Regions from separate parts of the Mus musculus genome. Here region 2 is linked to region 1. The links are chromatin loops, found by intact Hi-C in ENCODE. Cell type or tissue: heart. All regions are shown on one strand. Each heading gives the region's core, and the rest is flanking DNA. Links, peaks and the distances in the headings are about the cores only. Region 1 holds the start of Gm5141 (predicted gene 5141). Region 2 has its middle 32 kb from the start of Gm36298.

Evidence for each region. Peaks named below come from ENCODE experiments on the same cell type or tissue, not always from the same donor. Only the 100,000 strongest peaks of a DNase experiment are listed, where the experiment ranks them.
Region 2: a loop joins it to region 1, with 2.8 times the contacts of the local background. A loop is called at or near these places in 5 of 42 quality-filtered maps.

The regions. Positions count from the first base shown.
Region 1 is chr13:62,784,533-62,787,342 of GRCm38, reverse strand. Gm5141 (predicted gene 5141) reads left to right here and starts at 1,535. Exons shown (of 4, transcript NM_001256065.1): 1 at 1,535-1,662. The coding sequence starts at 1,660. In heart, for the core only: no CTCF peak of the experiment used is centred there; a DNase peak (open chromatin) is centred at 1,482; H3K4me3 peaks cover 1,229 bases; H3K27ac peaks cover 668 bases.
Region 2 is chr13:62,683,843-62,686,652 of GRCm38, reverse strand. It overlaps Platr25. Among named protein-coding and RNA genes, the nearest start is that of Gm36298, 32 kb to the right of the region's middle. In heart, for the core only: no CTCF peak of the experiment used is centred there; a DNase peak (open chromatin) is centred at 1,772; H3K4me3 peaks cover 1,543 bases; H3K27ac peaks cover 246 bases.

The DNA.
Region 1 (2,810 bases), core at 220-2,719:
ATTGATGTTTGTAAAAAGTCAATTATTGGTTCCCTTTAAATGCAGCACTGCTCTGATTTCTTACTTGTATCCATTCTGCGATGTTTCCCAGGCATAAGAATTTCTTTCCATTTCTTTTACAAGTGCTGCTTAGGACAAGGTCTCCCGAAGCCCAGGCTGGATCATGCCATGTAATTCAGAATTGCCTTGAACATCTAATCCTGTCTCTAAAGCCACATGATGGGAAGACAGTCCTGCATCTCTTCTAGGCTAGGCTTTGAAGGTGAATGTTTTCCTGGTATGGCTGTACTTGACATTAGCAATGAGTAGTAAGGTCACCAGTTTTCCATCTTGATGTCACCTTGACTGGCCATTACTCTGGTCTGCAGATCAGGCAATTAAGAATCTGGATAGAGAGCCAGGATTGGTTTCACACGCCTTTAATCCCAGCACTCAGGAGGCAGAGGCAGGCAGATTTCTGAGTTCCAGGCCAGCCTGGTCTACAAAGTGAGTTCCAGGACAGCCAGGACTATACAGAGAAACCCTGTCTCAAAAAACAAAAAACAAAAACAAGCAAACAAACAAAAAGATGGGAAAACCCTTCTTTAATCTGGAGGTTTTTATTGAGAAGAAAAAAATTAATCTAGGCCAGAACTTCTGCTGTGAGCACATATATATATATATATATATATATGTAAATAAAGGATATTGAAGATGGTAGTTCTTTCTCAATCTCTGTTTCCCACGTACTGGCTTGCAAGGTCTTTTTATTTTTCTGGCATTAAGGCTCCATCTGTGGAATTCTGTTACATGCTGAATACCAGCTGAGACATATAGGCACTACTGTTTTCTTCAACTCTCCATTGGTACAGTCATTGATTTACTAGTGGGGCCTCATTCTGTGAGCCATTCTTATCTCTCCACTTTCTGCATACTCATAGAGATTCATGCTCTGAATTCTGTTCATCTGGAAAACCTTTACTAATACAGATATGTTTTTTCACCTTCCCACGTAGGAAACCGTGCTGGCCAACAATAGTGCTCCATAATGAATGGCATCCATCCCCTGCTTTTCTCCCAGGGTTGTCTGCAGTAGCAATTGCTTATTAGCTGCAGTTTTCCTGATGTCAGTGTAAAATGAGAGAAGCACATTTTGTGTCCTAAAATCTCTCTTTAATTGTAAATATACTTGAAACCTATAGTTCACTCTGCTCCAAGTTGAATAATGTACTGTGCAAGGTGTGGCTCTTGATTCCTTGGAGGAGCAGGGGGCGGAGCGAGGAGGAGGAGAACCTGCGGCGGCTTTGGAGGAGCAGGAAGAAGAAATTCCTGCTGAGTTCTGGATGACAGAAAGATAGACTTTTGGAGGACAGGACCGAAACAAAGTCTTGCAGATCTGAAAAGGGTCAGCTCCTGGATAAGAAACCCGAGCTGGGAAGCCCTATGCTGTCTGCCTTCAGCACACTCTAACCCTAAGGGAGGTGGTCATGTCAATCAAGACTCACTAGCCAATCAGGGCCTCTGGATAGGCCCGCCAATAGAAGTAGAGGCGTGTTCTTCCGTGTGCCTTGTGCTCTCTGTTCCTCTCCGTTGCGAGCAGGCTGAAAGATTGATCTGATTTGTTTTCATCTCTGCTGACAGGGGCCTTAGGGAATTGCCAGCGATCTACAACCTGGCGAAATGGTGAGCGTGTGACCACTGCCCTTAACCGGAAGGAGCAGGGAGTTAAGCAGCTGGAGTCGGGGTGATGGGATACAGGGGACCAGCCCTGGCCGTTCTTGGTACCTCTTCAGGCAGTGGAGGGGGAACAGTGTCTGAGGTGACAAGACTTGGTCTTTAGGGATGTTTATGGTTGCTGTTTAGTATTAAGACGTTTGCCTATCTTAAGTCTCAGTCGCGTTGCAGCCGAAGCTGTTTTTTGCATTTCAAATGATGTCCCATCTGCTGATCTCCCCTCCCTGTCATAGAGACCTGTCCCAGTGCTACTCCTGGCCTCAGGTATCTTCCCACGTTTGCTTATCAAGTCTTCCCCAGATTAGGTGCATCAGATACCACATCAGGCTACAGGTTTAGGGACAGCTCTGCTGCTGGGGGCATACCAGCTTTTGGGGTTTTACAGATCAGGTGGGCGGGACACAGCATTGGATGAGGGCCAAAAGACTGATGATCTCTGGCCTTGTAACTTTCTCCAAGTGTACTGGATGCTATCAGCTAATGGCTTCTAGAGACTTGACACTCTCTTGCTCATATTGTGGCTGAAAATGGCTGGTTTCTTTCCTCTTTATCTCACTGTGCGTTATTTTTACTTTATAAAACTCTGTGTTTTATTAATTGCTGTATCTTCACTTTATAACTCTCTATTACTATTGTGTGCTTTATTAAGTGTGCTTTATTTATTAAGTGTGCTTTATTTATTATTAAAACTTAACTCCTTCTTAACTTTATCACTGTTCTGTGCTTCATGCCGTGCTGGGGAATCTTACCTCTTTATTACAATCTTGTGGTTAAAATCTAAATTCTTTCTCATTATTTTGTGGTACATTAAGTCCTGGAGAAACAATTCTTTATTAACTCTTTATGTCTGTTATGTCTTACTATTGCTATCAACTTAACTCTTTATTATTTCTACATAAATAAACACTAACATCAGGGGAATAGAACATGCTGGTTAGCCTGGGGAGTATTAAATACAATGATTTCTTGCTAGAAGCTGCTTTCTGGCCAGGAAGTTTGTTAACTTTCTTCAAGAGAATGAGGAGAGGAAAGGAAAGGAGTCACTCACACAGAAACATACAGTGGGCAAAGTGGAAAATGGCTACTCACATACATTT
Region 2 (2,810 bases), core at 308-2,807, 100 kb after region 1:
GTCAAGTTACAGGTCTCAGCAGGCAACAATCCACATAGAGGCAAGGTCAAAAGTATTGGTAAAATGCTATTCCTTCTAGAAGGAAATGGACTGCTCTTTTCAAAGTCAGAAAGGCTATGTGCTTTTTCAATTATATTGATGTTTGTAAAAAGTCAATTATTGGTTCCCTTTAAATGCCACACTGCTCTGATCTCTTACTTGTATCCATTCTGTGATGTTTCTCAGGCATAAGAATTTCTTTCCATTTCTTTTACAAGTGCTGCTTAGGACAAGGTCTCCCGAAGCCCAGGCTGGCTCATGCCATGTAATTCAGAATTGCTTTGAACATCTAATCCTGTCTCTAAAGCCACATGATGGGAAGATTGTCCTGCATCTCTTCTAGGCTAGGCTTTGAAGGTGAACGTTTTTCTGGTATGGCTGTACTTGACATTAGCAATGAGTAGTAAGGTCACCAGTTTTCCATCTTGATGTCACCTTGACTGGCCATTACTCTGGTCTGCAGACCAGGCAATTAAGAATCTGAAAAGAGAGCCGGGATTGGTTTCACACGCCTTTAATCCCAGCACTCAGGAGGCAGAGGCAGGCAGATTTCTGAGTTCCGGGCCAGCCTGGTCTACAAAGTGAGTTCTAGGACAGCCAGGGCTATACAGAGAAACCCTGTCTCAAAAAACACAAAACAAAACAAACAAACAAAAAGATGGGAAAACCCTTCTTTAATCTGGAGGTTTTGATTGAGAAGAAAAAAATTAATCTAGGCCAGAACTACTTCTGCTGTGAGTATATATATATATATATATATATATATATATATATATATATATATATATATATATATATAAAGGATATTGAAGATGATAGGTCTTTCTCAATCTCTCTTTCCCACGTACTGGCTTGCAAGGTCTCTTTATTTTTCTGACATTAAGGCTCCATCTGTGGAATTCTGTTACATGCTGAAGACCAGCTGAGACATATAGGCACTACTGTTTTCTTCAACTCTCCATTGGTACAGTCATTGATTTACTAGTGGGGCCTCATTCTGTGAGCCATTCTGATCTCTCCACTTTCTGCATACTCATAGAGATTCATGCTCTGAATTCTGTTCATCTGGAAAACCTTTACTAATACAGATATGTTTTTTCACCTTCCCACGTAGGAAACCGTGCTGGCTAACAATAGTGCTCCATAATGAATGGCATCCATCCCCTGCTTTTCTCCCAGGGTTGTCTGGAGTAGCAATTGCTTATTAGCTGCGGTTTTCCTGATGTCAGTGTAAAACGAGAGAAGCACATTTTGTGTCCTAAAATCTCTCTTTAATTGTAAATATTCTTGAAACCTATAGTTCACTCTGCTCCAAGTTGAATAATGTACTGTGCAAGGTGTGGCTCTTGTTTCCTTGGAGGAGCAGGGGGCGGAGCGAGGAGGAGGAGAACCAGCGGCGGCCTTGGAGGAGCAGGAAGAAGAAATTCCTGCTGAGTTCTGGATGACTGAAAGATAGACTTTTGGAGGACAGGACTGAAAGAAAGTCTTGCAGATCTGAAAAGGGTCAGCTCCTAGATAAGAAATCCAAGCTGGGAAGCCTTATGCTGTGTGTCTTCAGCGCACTCTAACCCTAAGGGAGGTGGTCATGTCAATCAAGACTCACTAGCCAATCAGGGCCTCTGGATAGGCCCGCCAATAGAAGTAGAGGCGTGTTCTTCCGTGTGCCTTGTGCTCTCTGTTCCTCTCCGTTGCGAGCAGGCTGAAAGATTGATCTGATTTGTTTTCATCTCTGCTGACAGGGGCCTTAGGGAATTGCCAGCGATCTACAACGTGGCGACATGGTGAGCGTGTGACCACTGCCCTTAACCGGAAGGAGCAGGGAGTTAAGCAGCTGGAGTCGGGGTGATGGGATGCAGGGGACCAGCCCTGACTGTTCTTGGTTCCTCTTCAGGCAGCGGAGGGGGAAGTGTCTGAGGTGACAAGACTTGGTCTTTAGGGATGTTTAGGGTTGCTGTTTAGTATTAAGACGTTTGCCTATTTTGAGTCTCAGTCGCATTGCATCCGAAGCTGACCTGCCCGAGTTCCTCTGAGGCAAGGCTGGACGCTGCAATCTCTGGTATTTAGAGCCTCCTCTTAAAAAGACAGGGGATTAAGTGAGTAGCTTTTGTTCTATCTCCACTGAAACTGGGCTGCTCTAACTTCCAGCCTGCTAGTTGAAGTCACAGGAAGAAAGGCGGGACACTTTTAAACATCTCTTTAATCTTTATTTCCAAGTTCTTCTAAAAAGTTTCCTATGAAAGGGAGTGGGTAATTAAGTAAAGGAGTCATTGCTAGAGCCTTTCCCTCTTGTCCAGATGCCTCTTGCTTGCTAAGCCTGGGGCAAGTTTGGAGCAATAAAGTTCTCTTAAACCAGGAGAAGAGAGCCACCCTCACAGAAGGAAAGGCAAATATGGATAAACATATAAATTCATACACTTTTGGGAGGTTAGTTTGGTCCAATGTATGTTGAATTTCCAACTAGAGGGGACTCCTTTGCAGATATGTCCAATCCACTTGCACAGTTACTTCAGCTCAGAGTGTTGAGAAGCTGTGTGTTAGATTATGTCTCTCCGCAGCTAACATTGCACATAGGGGTGCTGTCAAACTATATCTTCTTATGCCATTCTCTCTGCCAGGGAATGGCCTGCACTTTTTCAAAATCACTCTCCTTTCCTAATAACCATTCCAACGCCAAATGACTTCTCAGCTCTCTCTTCTATAGAAGATTCTGATGCTAGGAATATTTGTTCAAAGGCGCATACATCCTGCTATCTATTGTACTTTTAATATGT